Regions from separate parts of the Homo sapiens genome. Here region 1 is linked to region 2. A link is a contact called in ENCODE Hi-C or POLR2A ChIA-PET data. All regions are on one chromosome and are shown on one strand. Each heading gives the region's core, a stretch centred on a gene start or an enhancer-like site at or near the end of the contact. The rest is flanking DNA. Distances are from core to core; before and after follow the strand shown.

Region 1 (6,590 bases), core at 630-3,129, 110 kb after region 2:
CACTCCACTTTCAGCACTGTACAAGGTGCCACCCCTCCCCTTTACACGCAACCCCTGCTACCCACCAACTCTTCCTCAGGTGCCCAGATTCCTCACGTCAAACTATATCCCTTCCCCCCAGTCAAATTTTCTCACACTGGCCTAACCCATCTCCACACCCAGACTTTGCCCACCTTAACCACTTCATGATACGCAGCCCTGTTTAATTACTTAACCTCCTCTACAAATCAAGGCCCTCTCCTACAACCCTAACCCCCTATCCAGAATACCCAGACCCATTTTCACAAAAGCCTACTCCTCCCCGCTTCGGACCTAGGCCCTTCCACCACCCTAGCTCCTGTCTCCAGGGTATCTATCCACTCTTTACATTCATCACCTCTTCTTTGTACCAAGACCAAATCGACAATTCTAATCCCCTCTGAGATACCCAGATCCCCTCTTCCCATTGATTTAAACCCTTCCTGTTCATACACAGCCACTCATTCAGGGATGCCCATACCCTCATTTTATATCAACCTATGCCTCTCTTGCAAACAGAGCCCCCCCTCAAATCCATCTCAGGAATATCCAGATCCTCCTCCACATTATTAACCTAATCTTTTTTAATTTGCTAGAAGACCCAACCCACCCTAACCCATTCTAGGGATGCTCAGACCCTCCTCTTCGTAGCAACATAACTCCTCTTCTTTGTGTAAAGATCCACACACCCATCTTTCACAATGGCTTAAGCTCCTTTTACACACACCCCTCGTGCTGCCCAAACCCCCTTTAGGGATACCCGGACCTCCTATTCTCATACAGAACCTCCATCACCACCTTAATCCAGCACAGACCCCTCTTCCTCACACTCAAGCCCCTCTCACCAGCCTCCTATTCTGGGGGTACTCAGACCCCCCAGCGTCTTAGCAACCTCTCAGTCTCATTCCAGGAATTCCCAGGCACCCCTCACTTTAGCACACAGATCTCTCCCACCCTACTTCCTCCCCTTCCAATAACCAAATCCCATCTTCACCTTGGCCTAATTACCTGTACTTAAAAAAGACTACCTTCCCCAGCTCATTCTAGGGACACCCAGACACCCTTTTAAAATACACTTAATCCTTCTTTGTACAAAGACTCCTTTCCACGCATTCCAAGGGTACCCAACCTCCTGACACATTGGTTTAAGGCCTCTTCACATTAATTTAACCCCATCCATTACAACTGGACCCCTCCTTAGCTCTAAACCGTTCCCTTGGGGATATCGATTTCCTAATGTCTTCACACCAAAACCCCTCTCACCGCCCCAATTCTTTCCAGGAAGAACTAGATATTTTTCCCCTGCATTAACTTAATTATCTTTCTCACGCCCTAAGCCCCTAACTGGGCACCCACGTGCCGTCTAACCGGCCCAGCCCCTTCGTCCTGGACTTGCCACACCACCAAGTCCTTTACCCCAAACCCTGGGGAGCCGCGGAGCCCTCTTGGGACAGCTCTGAGGCCTCCCCTTCCCGCCCAGGTGCCCCACCAAAGCCTCAGCCCGAGCCCCGCCCCTCCTCACTCAGCCCCGCACGCGACTCCAGGCCCCTTCCCCACCCGCCGCTCCAGCCCGGCCCCCGCCCGGCTGCCCGCGCGCCGGGTCGGCCGTTGGTGCCGCTCCGCCCTAACTGCCCGGCGCGCACCCCCTCAGGCCCTCAGTGCGCAGGCGACCTGGCAAGAGGAGGCCGCGGCGGCAGGGAGCGCAGCCCGGCCGGCCTCTGCGCGCCCGCTCGCGCTCACCTGCTTCCGCCGTCTCGCACGCCCCGGGCCCGGGCCACGGCTCCCCTTGCACGGCCACCCTAACGCTGCGCCCGCTCTAGCTCTCGCCGTCGCCTCTCGCCTGCTCCGTAGCCTCGCTCTCGCCCCCAGCTACCCTCAGCAACGCCCCTCCCACCTTCCTCCTCGGCCGCCGCACGGACGGCCGGACGCAACCAATCATTGCCCGCTCGGGCCCTGCCGTTCGGCCAATCGACGTTCATGTCTCTGAGGCTTGGGCCAATAGTGAGGAGCGTCGAGATTCCCCGCAGCGCCCAACCAATCCTTTAGCGTCGTTCCCTCACCGGTCAGCCCTCGGGTGGATAGTGCCCGCCCCTTTAATCCTCCTTAGAGGATGCTCCTCCTCCTCCTCGACTCCGCCTCCGACGGCTCCAGAGGGGAACTCTGAGCGGAGGGCGGCGCGATGACGTTAGGCGGCGGAGCGCGGCCGCGGGCGCCATTTTGGGGACGCCGTGAGGGAGTCAGCGTTGGGGACAGGGAGAGGGAGGAAAAGAGCCTGGGAAATTGAGGCACGCGGCACCTTGAGGGCTGGAGCGGGGGAATGGAGGCACGGGAACCTTTGTGGTTTCCCCGAGGGTCAGAGGGAGAAAGTGAAACCACTTAGCGCGATGGGGAGAGGGCAAACTGCATGCAGCACCAGTCACATGGAGAGAGAAAAGGGAAACCAAGGTTCCAGACTCACTTTATTAAAAGGAGGGGAATGAAGGCAACAGGAAGAAACAGAGAAAAGACCGAGGGGACTTTTGGGAGGTGGAGAGAGGAGAAATGTCATAGGGGAAGCAAGGAGAGCGAGGATATGGAGAAAAAGAAGCAGGGACAATTTCATTGGAAGAAATAGGGAGTGTGGTGGGTAGAGGACCTGAAGGACAATCGGGGTGAGAGCCTGAAGGAAGTGAGCCGGTAACGGGCGGACTCCACTCCACCTCCTTCCGGGGTGACTCTGACCCTTACACCTCGAGATTGGGGCCCCATGTGTCCAAGGGGCTCTGGCCATTCCTACTCACCTCGTTCCTGCGCCCCTCAGGGCCTTGGGAGGGAGTTGCCCCAGTACTGTTAGAAACGTTTCCAGGCTGGGCGTGGTGGCTCACGCCTGCAATCCCAACATTTTGGGACGCTGAGGCGGGTTCACTTGAAGTCAGGCATTCGAGACCCACCTGGCCAACCTGGTGAAACTACCATCTTTACTAAAAATACAAAACATTAGCTGGGCGTGGTGGCTCGTGCCTGTAACCCCAGCAACTCGGGAGGCTGAGGCTCGAGATTTGATTGCACCCAGGAGGCCGAGGTTGCAGTGAGCCGAGATCACGCCACTGCACTCCCGCCTGGGCGACAGAGCGAGACTCCATCTGAAAGAAGAAAAGAAACATTTCCAGACCTACTCCTTGAACCCAAACACAGAGGAATTTCAACTTATCGGATGAGGAAACTGACTCTCAGAATTGTGTTATTTATTTACTTACCTGAAGCCACTATGGGATGCGTCTCACAGTGAGACCCGGGGCCAATTCTATGGCCATTTGGTCACTAGATGTCCTAACCTTCTCATGGATTAAATTCCCTAACACCAGGCATGTATAGTTAAAACAGATTCCCGGATTGGAATCCTGGTTCTAGGGCAAGTCAACTGTCCTGAGCCTAAGTTTCTAATCTGTGAAATGGGGCTAATAACAGCCCCATTTCATGTGAGCCCCATTTCATCTCATGTGAGGCAGAGAGTAAAAGACATCTAGGAGTTACTCATTTTATTTTTATTTTATTTTATTTTATTTTATTTTATTTTATTTTATTTTATTTATGAGACAGAGTCTTTCTCTGCCGCCCAGGCTGGAGTGCAGTGGCGCGATCTCGGCTCACTGCAACCTCCGCCTCCCAGGTTCAAGCGATTCTCCTGCCTCAGCCTCCTGAGTACCTGTGACTACAGGCGCTCGCCACCACGCCTGGCTAATTTTTGTATATTTAGTAGAGACGGGGTTTCACCGTGTTGGCCAGGATGGTCTCAATCTCCTGACCTCGTGATCCACCTGCCTTGGCTTCCCAAAGTGCTGGGATTACAGGCGTGAGCCACTGCACCTGGCCTATTTTTAAAATTTAATTTAATTTTTTTTTTTTTTGAGATGGAGTCTCACTCTGTCGCCCACCGCCCAGGCTGGAGTACAGTGGCACGATCTCAGCTCACTGCAACCTCCGCCTCCTGGGTTCAAGTGATTCTCCTGCCTAAGCCTCCTGAGTAGCTGGGACTACAGGCAGACACCACCACTCTCGGCTAATTTTTGTATTTTTAGTAGAGACAGGTTTTTGCAATGTTGGCCAGGCTGGTCTCGAACTCTTGACCTCAGGTGATCCACCCCCCCACCCAGCCTCTCAAAGTGTTGGGATTACAGGCGTGAGCCACTGCGCCCAGTCCCTAATTTTTTTTTTTTTTTTTTTTTTTTTTTTGAGACAGTCTAGCTCTGTCACCCAGGCTGGAGTGCAGTGGTGTGATCTCAGCTAACTGCAACCTCTGCCTCCCAGGCTCAAGCAATTTTCAGCCTCCTGAGTAGCTGGGATTACAGGCATACACCGCCATGCCCTGCTAATTTTTCCTAGTTTTTGGTAGAGATGGGTTTTTGCCACATTGGCTGGGCTGGTCTCGAACTCCTGGCCTCAAGTTGATCCATCTACCTTGACCTCCCAAAGTGCTGGGATTACAGGCATGAGCCACCATGCCCGGGTTTTTTTTTTTTTTTTATAGAGATAGGGTCTCACTATGTTGCCCAGGCTGGTCTCAGAACTCCTGGGCTCAAGCTATCCTCCTGTCTTGGCCTCCCAAAATGGTGGGATTACATGTGTGAGCCACTGTGTCTGGCCAGTTGTTATTTTTATTAGTATCTCCGGGAGCCTAATAATAATAACTAACATCTCTTGAGTGTATTATGACGTGCTAGGTATTATGCTCAATGCTTACATGCATTACTCAGTTTAATCCTCTCAACAACCCTATGAGAGAGAAACTGTCATGCTGACTCTACAAAACATCGAGGCCCCAGAGAAGTAACTAGTCGTAGTTCCCATAGTTAGGAAGAGTCAGGATTCCAACCCAGGAGTTGACCTTACAGTCTACATTCTTGGCCCCCAGGCTCACCTGCCTGCCAGGCAGGAAGTTCAAGTGGTTGCATGTTGAAGGGTTGAATGCAAGAAGTGGAGGAAAGAGTTGGTGGAAATTAGTGAGCTAAAGCTAGGCTCGGCCTGCTCTGAAGCAGTCTGGGTTTGCCCTTAGGGCAAAATCACCTGGGGTAGGTGACAGAGAAGTGGAAGCCATGCTCAGTTTTTGACAGGCTGTGTGACCTTGGGCAGATTCTTGCTTCTGCTGAAACCTCCTTTTCCCCACTTGAAAATCTGAGGATCAGGCTGGGTGCGGTGGGTCACACCTGTAATCACAACACTTTGGGAGACCGAGACAGGCCGATCACCCGATGTCAGGAGTTCAAGACCAGCCTGACCAACATGGAGAAACTCCGTCTCTACTAAAAATACAAAATTAGTCAGGCATGGTGGTGCATGCCTGTAATCCCAGCTACGCGGGAGGCTGAGGCAGGAGAATCACTTGAACCCCGGAGGCGGAGGTTGCAGTGAGCCAAGATGGCGCCATTGCACTCCAACCTAGGCAACAAGAGCGAAACTCCATCTAAAGAAAAAAAAAAAAGAAAGAAAGAAAAAATAAAAGAAAAGAAAACCTGGCCGGGTGCAGTGGCTTGCGCCTGTAATCCCAGCACTTTGGGAGGCCGAGGCAGGCAGATCACGAAGTCAGGAGATCGAGACCATCCTGGCTAACATGGTGAAACCCCGTCTCTACTAAAAATACAAAAAAAGTTAGCCGGGTGTGGTGGTGGGCGCCTGTAGTACCAGCTACTCAGGAGGCTGAGGCAGGAGAATGGTGTGAACCCAGGAGGCAGAGCTTGCAGTGAGCCGAGATCATGCCACTGCACTCCAGTCTGGACAACAGAGCGAGACTCCATCTCAAAAAAAAAAAAAAAAGAAAAGGAAAAAAAAAGAAAATTTGAGGATCCAGGTAACTTCTCAGGCCTTTTGCTTGGACTTCTCAACTTGATTTGGGTGGTGCAGGTCTCTTTTCTCCAGATCATATAGGAATAAGCTGAGGATAAGCTGAGGTCTTTCTGGAGGTGGTAGTGCAGGACTGGCTGGGATTTCCGGGACAGGTTGAATTTAGAGGGGATGGTGGTTGGTTTTTGTTTTTTGTTTTTTTTTTGGAGATGGAGTCTCGCTTTGTCTCCCATGCTGGAGTGCAGTGGCATGATCATGGCTCACAGCAACCTCTGCCTCCTAGGTTCAAGCAATTCTTGTGCCTCAGCCTCCCAAGTAGCTGGGACTAAAGGAGTGTGCCACCGGGCCTGGCTAATTTTTGTATTTTTAGTAGTGACGGGGTTTTGCCATGTTGGCCAGGCTGGTCTTGAACTCCCAACCTCAGGTGGTCCACCTGCCCCGGCCTTCCAAAGTGCTGGGGTTACAGGAATGAGCCACCGCCCTGGTCGAAAGGATGGTGTTCTGTGTTGAGGTCCTTCATAAGCAAAGTCCCAGAGGCAGGTGTGAATCTGGGCTTTTAGGCCTGACTGGAGTTAAGTGTGGATGTTTGAGGGGGCGGTGTAGATGTTGACCAAGTGGGGTAAGGAGGTGTGTGCAAAGTTGGTGGTCCTTCAGCGTCAGATATATGTGTCAGATGTGTGTCCAGGATGCCCCACATGCCAGCTTGCAGAGGGCTTCCTGTGCTGGGCTGGCATGTGGTCCAGGAGTTGCCATGT
Region 2 (6,281 bases), core at 2,890-5,389:
CAATGGCGCAATCTCGGCTCACTGCAACCTCCGCCTCCTGGGTTCAAGCAATTCTCCTGCCTCAGCCTCCCGAGTAGCTGGGATTACAGGCATCTGCCACCACGCCCGGCTAATTTTTGTATTTTTAGTAGAGATGGGATTTCACCATGTTGGCCATACTGGTCTCAAACTCCTGACCTCAGGTGATCCACCCACCTCGGCCTCCCAAAGTGTTGGGATTACAGGCGTGAGCCTCTGCACCCGGCCCTTTTTTTCTTTTTTTTTTTTTGGAGACAAGGTCTCACTCTGTCACCCAGGTTGCAGTGCAGTGGCACCGTTTCAGCTCACTGCAACCTCTGCCTCCCAGACTTAGGTGATCCTCCCACCTCAGCCTCCTGAGTATCTGGGACCACAGGCACGCACCACCACGCCTGGCTAATTTTTTGTATTTTTGGTAGAGACGGGGTTTCACTATGTTGCCCAGGCTGGTCTCGAACTCCTGAGCTCAAGCGATCTGCCTGCCTTGGTCTCCGAAAGTGCCGGGATTATAGGCATGAGCCACTGCACCAGGCCATAGTCTTTTATAACCTAATCTCAGAAGTAATATCCCATCACTTTTGCCACATTCTATTCATGAGAAGTGAGTCACTTTTGAAATGAAATATAGAATGATTTAAAAAAGTCAAAAGGTTCAGCCCACGTTCAAGCAGAGGGCACCACACGAGGACATGAGTATCAGGAGGCAGGGGTCACTGGGACCTCTTAGGGGTGGCCTACCACAGCCTCCATAATGAAGCAGGCTCATGGTTCTCTTCTCTTCTCCCTGACAGCTTCTTCTGTGGTCCATTTAGGGACTTCATTTCTCTGCCCACCTGTTTTTTTTTTTTTTTTTTTGTGATGGAGTCTCGCTCTGTCGGTCAGACCGGAATGCAGTGGCATGATCTCGGCTCACTGCAACCTCCACCTCTGGGTTCAAGCTATTCTCCCTACCTCAGCCTCCCAAGTAGCTTGGATTACAGGCGCCCACCACCATGCCCAGCTAATTTTTGTAGTTTTAGTAGAGATGGGGTTTCACCATGTTTGCCAGGCTGATCTCAAACTCCTGATCTCAGGTGATCTGCCTGCCTTGGCCTCCCGAAGTGCTAGGATTACAAGCTTGAGCCACCTCACCTGGCCTGTTTTTTTTTTTTTTTTTTTTTGAGACAGAGTCTCACCTAGGCTGGAGTGCACAATCTCAGCTCACTGTAGCCTCCACCTCCTGGGTTCAAGTGATTCTCCTGTTTCGGCTTCAGCCTCCTGAGTAACTGGGATTACAGGCACCCTCCACCACGCCCGACTAATTTTTTGTATTTTTAGTAGAGACGGGGTTTCGCCATGTTGGCCAGGCTGGTGTTGAACTCCTGACCTCAGGTGATCCGCCCGCCTCGGCCTCCCAAAATGCTGGGATTACAGGCGTGAACCACTGCACCTGACCTCTGCCCACCTTTGAAATGTGGCACTTCTCCTGGGCTCTTTTCTGGGCTTAGAGCTCTTCACATTCGGCGTATTCTTCTTGAGGGACATCATCGACTCGTGATTTCAGCTATCAACTCTATGCTAATGATGTCCAGATCTTCAGCCCAGAGACCTCTCTCTATGACACTGCACACAACTGTATCCCAATATAGACTGAAGAACTAATATAACTCTTTGCTGGATCCAGGACATGTCTCATAGGCACCTCAGATATAAGAGGTTCAAGAAAGAACTTTGTCGAATAAGTTCTGTGCCTCCTCCTATTTTCTCCTGTCTCAATGAATGTCACCTCCATCCATCCGGGCATCCAAGTGAGAAACGTGGGCATCATCCTTGGCACCACCCTCTCCCTGACGCTCATATCCAAACATAAAGCCCTGCTGACTTGAGTTACCTCCGGGTTTTTTAAACCTGTTGCCTCCTTCATGTCCCTGATACCAATGTCAATACTGGCCATTAGCATCTCTTGCCTAGGCTATTGCAATAGCTTCCTGGTTTTTCCTGCTTTCATTCTTGTCCTCTCAGATTCATATTCTCAAAAATGCAAAGCTGCTCTTGATGAAAACCCATCAGCGGCTCCCCATGGCCTCCTAGATCAAAAGATACTTAATGATTGGGCCCCATCTAGCCTCTCCAGCAGCATTTTTCTCTTATGGTTTATGCTTTAGCAATCCCAACTGCCTCCCTGCACACAACCTACTCTTCCTCACCTGTGTGCTCTTGTTCATGCTTCCCTCCAATTTTAATGACTCCTTCAGAAGGACTATTTCCCCTTTAAAATTCTTTTTTTGTTTTTGTTTTTGTTTGAGATGGAGTCTCGCTCTGTCCAGCCAGGGTAGCCTGGCTGGAGTGCCGTGGCGCAATCTCGGCTCACTGCAAGCTCTGCCTCCCGGGTTCACACCATTCTCCTGCTTCAGCCTCCCAAGTAGCTGGGACTACAGACGCCCGCCACCACACCCGGCTAATTTTTTTTTTTGTATTTTCAGTAGAGATGGGGTTTCACTGTGTTAGCCAGGATGGTCTCAATCTCCTGACCTCATGATCCACCCGCCTCGGCGTCCCAGTCCCCTTTAAAATTCAAGAAAATGCCGGGTGTAGTTGTGCGCACCTATAGTCCCAGCTACTGGGGCGGCCGAGGCAGGAGGATAACATGAGCCCAGGAGTTCGAGTGTGCAGTGAGCCATAATAGTGCCACTGCACTCCAACCTGGGCAACAGAGTGAAACGGCATCTCAAAAATAAGTAAAATTCAATTTTCCCAGTCTAGTTTTGTGTCCTAGCACACTATAGTGTTGTGATTTATATATGCATTTGTGTCTCTTACTGGACCGTGAGCTTTCTTGATGGCAGGAATTGTGTCCTATTCCCCTTTGTGTCCCCGGTACCTTCTATGGAGGTCATACAAGTATAGATACTCAAGCTGTGTGTATTGGATGGATGAATGGATGAACTGGAGGTTTACATTAACATATGATTTTAAGTTGGTTCTTGGAGTCAAATAGAAGTTAGCCAGGGGGACAAGAGTGAGAAGGGCATTCCAGTTATAGGGAACTGCAAGTACAAAGGCCAAGAGGTTAAGGGCAGATTCAAGGAAGTGGTGGTGGTTTGGTGTGGTTGCAGTACAGGATGCATAGTGGTGCTCCCTGTAGAGGGAGGGGAGCCAGTTACTGTGAAGGGTCTGAAAAGCTGACTAAGGAGTTTGGCTTTTGTCCTGTGTGCAACAGGAAGTAAGAGTTTGAAGCAGGGGAGTGATTTGATCAGAGCCATATTGTAGAAACATTACCCCAGTAGCCAGTGTGGAGGATAGACTAGAAAGGGGGCAAGAGGGGAGACTGGGAGGCCAGGTAGTAAGGAGATTCATGGGCCAAGCAGGAGATGTGGAGGCCTGAACTAGGACACTGGGAGCAGGGAAGAGAGGAGGAGATGGATTTGAGAAATACTCGGTTGAACTCTATGAAATTCCCATTTTGTAAGAAAAAGCTGGGTGATATTGTCAATTTCATATGGTTTAAAATTTTAATATTAATGAAGTAAATGAACTGGATGGGATTTCAATCCTGATTGGATGTGAATATGAGGAAGAGGAAGGTGTCAAGGACAGGGACAATTTTTCTGACTTGAATGCTAGATTGGATGGAGTATCACCATGGGGAGTGGGAACCAAGGTCTAGGGGCATGGTAGAGAAGATGACATGATTAGATTAGACATGTTGATTTTGAGGTATTTTTGGAACCTCTAGGAGGTGGCTGGGTATCCTGATGTGAAGCTTAGGAGAGAGGGCTAAACTGGAGACAAATTTAGGGATTACCAGCATAGAGAAAGCAGTTGTGGGAGGGGATGATTCACCCTGGGAGAGCAGCCCAGACAGAGCTGGAGAACCAAGAGAGTGAGGTTTCTTAGATGCCAAGAGGATTTTGAAAAGATATTTGTGGCTGCATGCTGCAGAGGAGAGTCAGATAGGACTGAAAAGTGCTTGTAGGATTTAGCAAGGAGGAGACTGTCAGGGACAAGGGTGTGTCTTGGGGGGCAGTAGTGGGAGTGCCTTGGACTGGCCTCTGGAAGGGCATGCTGGGCCTGGACTTGGAGGTGTCCCTTCGTCCTTAGTCATGCATCACTTCAGCCACCAGGGGGCAGTGGCCACATGGAATCCAGGTTGGAGGGATTCACTGGGGCCCACAAACTCTTGGAGATGTGGGCAGGGTTGGGGGATAGGTCCAGAGCAGAGGCTGCTTCCTAATGGAGAGAGACATCCCCATGTGAAAAGAGCAGGGAGGAAGTTCTGGGAAGGGCGGCAGGAAGGAGACCTTTCTGTGGGGCAGACAGGAGGCCAATTAGAAATCCCCAGTCTTGGCCCAGAGCGGTGGCTCATGCCTGTAATCTTGGCACTTTGGGAGATCAAGGCCAGTAGATCGCTTAAGCCGAGGAGTTCAAGACCAGGCTGTGCAACATGGCAAAAACCTGTCTCTACCACAAAATACAAAAATTAGCAGGTTGTGGTGGTGCACGCCTGTCGTCCCAGCTACTCAGGAGGTTGAGGCAGGAGAAGGTCGAGGTGGCAGTGAGTTGTGATTGTGCCACTGCACTCCAGCCTGGATGACAGAGGGAGGAGAGAGACCCTGTCTCAAAAAAAAAAAAAAAAAAAAAATCCCCAGTCGTGTCTCATAGTTTCCTTCTCTCTGGGCCTTTTCAGGTGCAGGTGGGTTTTATTCAACATGGTACTTCGAATAGCAATGGATTTGTATTTTGAACCCTGATTTTCTTTGCACTCACTTCTTGATAGTCTTACTCTCCATTCTGTGTTCAAAACATAGTGAACTTTTTTCAGTTCTCACCTGCTTCCATGTGAAAGCTCTTCTTCCATGGGAACGCTTTCTCCATCCTGCCTCCTGTTTATCCTTCAGGTCTTATCTCAGGCATCACCTCTTCTCAGAAGCCTTCCGTCACTGCCCCATCCACCTCCTCTTGGCTCCCATAGAGCCCTATCTTGAGTCTTGAATATTCTGGCTGGTAATTATTTATTTATTTATTTGCAATCAGCTTTATTGTGATATAATTTGCATGCAATAAAATTCACCAGTTGTAAATGTACAGTTTAATGAGTTTACACACACACACAGTTGTGTAACCACCACCACAATCATGTTACAAAACATTTCCATTACCCTAAAAAGTTCCCTCCGGCGCCTTTGCTGTCAGTCCCCTCCTTCCACTGCAGCCCTTTTCAACCACTCATTTGCTTTTCCGTCACAGTAGTTTTGCTGTCTAGAATTTCATGTAAATGGAATCCTACAGTGTGTGGTCTTCTGCATCTCTCACTTTGGTTTTGAGGTACTTCTGTGTTGCTGTGTGTATCAGTAACTGTGTATTTATTGTTCATTCCCTCCCCCACCAACAACTTCAGATGAGGGTCTCTATGAGGGCAGAGTTGTGTCTCATTTGCATTTGTTTCTTCAGCTTACAGCATAGTGCTAATTCGTGATAGTATTCAGTATGCATGTCTTAAATGGAACCAAACTGAATGCTTGGGGAGAGTCAGCCTGGGAGAGCTTCTGAACCCGGGTGTGCATAAGGCAGGACCCATCTGCAAGATGCCTCATGGCCTTTTCATCCCACTCCAGCTGCTCCTCCATTTACTTTGGCTGGTTCTGCTCAGCAGGCCCTCACTTCTCTGCCCTTCTCTAACCTGCTTCCCTTTACCTGGTCTTCGATTCCCCGCTTGTGGTCTCAGGGCCCTGCTCCATTGCCTGCTCCAGCCTCCTCCTGGTCTTTGGAAGTCTCCACACCACTGAGCCCTGGCCTCCCTGAGCCTGCAAGTCTCTCCACTCCTCCTCCTGCCTGTCCCAGGACCCTACCCACTTCAGATGACTCCACATCTCAGTCCAGCTCTGCATACCTCTCTGTCTGTGCCTCCGGGTCCCTGTCTCTGGGCCCCTTCTAGGATGATGGAGACAGCTGGCTGCCCCATCCTAGGGAGCTAGGTTGTGATTCCTCTTCCTTTCTCTCTTTTGCTTCACCTTCATCCTCCGACTCGAACACCTTCCCATAGGAGGCCACTGGGGCAACCTCTAAATTTCATTCAGACCAGAAAAGCCTCTGTCTGTTTCTTATTTCTTTCCCTTCGGTCTTTATCTCCTTCTCCCATCTCCTTTCTCCTCTCCCCAGTCCCCTTCACTCTTCCTGATACCCTCACTCTGCTCTGCTCACCATTCACCTCCCTTCCTCCTCCTAGCTTCCTCTTTTCTCTCACACCCATTCTCCTCCTGTCCTTGTTCTCTTCCTTGCTCCCG

Evidence for each region. A loop is a pair of places that touch in the nucleus more often than their neighbours do. ChIA-PET counts read pairs that join two places held with the same protein, here RNA polymerase II (POLR2A). Pooled maps may share reads with other maps.
Region 1: a loop to region 2 is called in a pooled map, with 2.7 times the contacts of the local background. The contact joins the promoter of ZNF574 here to the enhancer-like site in region 2. A Hi-C loop is called at or near these places in 1 of 168 maps with a recorded cell type or tissue (endothelial cell of umbilical vein), 8 of 37 single-sample maps with no recorded cell type and 9 of 50 pooled maps. POLR2A ChIA-PET finds 5 or more read pairs at or near these places in 12 of 52 experiments (A549, A673, CD4-positive, alpha-beta memory T cell and 9 more).

What each region holds. Positions count from the first base shown.
Region 1 is chr19:42,071,455-42,078,044 of GRCh38, reverse strand. It overlaps ZNF574 (zinc finger protein 574), which reads right to left and starts at 1,879. Exons shown (of 2, transcript NM_022752.6): 1 at 1,759-1,879. RefSeq lists silencers at 1,460-1,539, 1,550-1,809 and enhancers at 2,180-2,299, 2,520-2,569, 2,650-2,719.
Region 2 is chr19:42,182,354-42,188,634 of GRCh38, reverse strand. It overlaps a transcript of POU2F2 not described here. Among named protein-coding and RNA genes, the nearest start is that of DEDD2, 32 kb to the left of the region's middle. Within about 2 kb of position 4,139, at least 7 of the 41 ENCODE cell types and tissues checked have a DNase peak (open chromatin) inside an H3K27ac peak, as active enhancers do.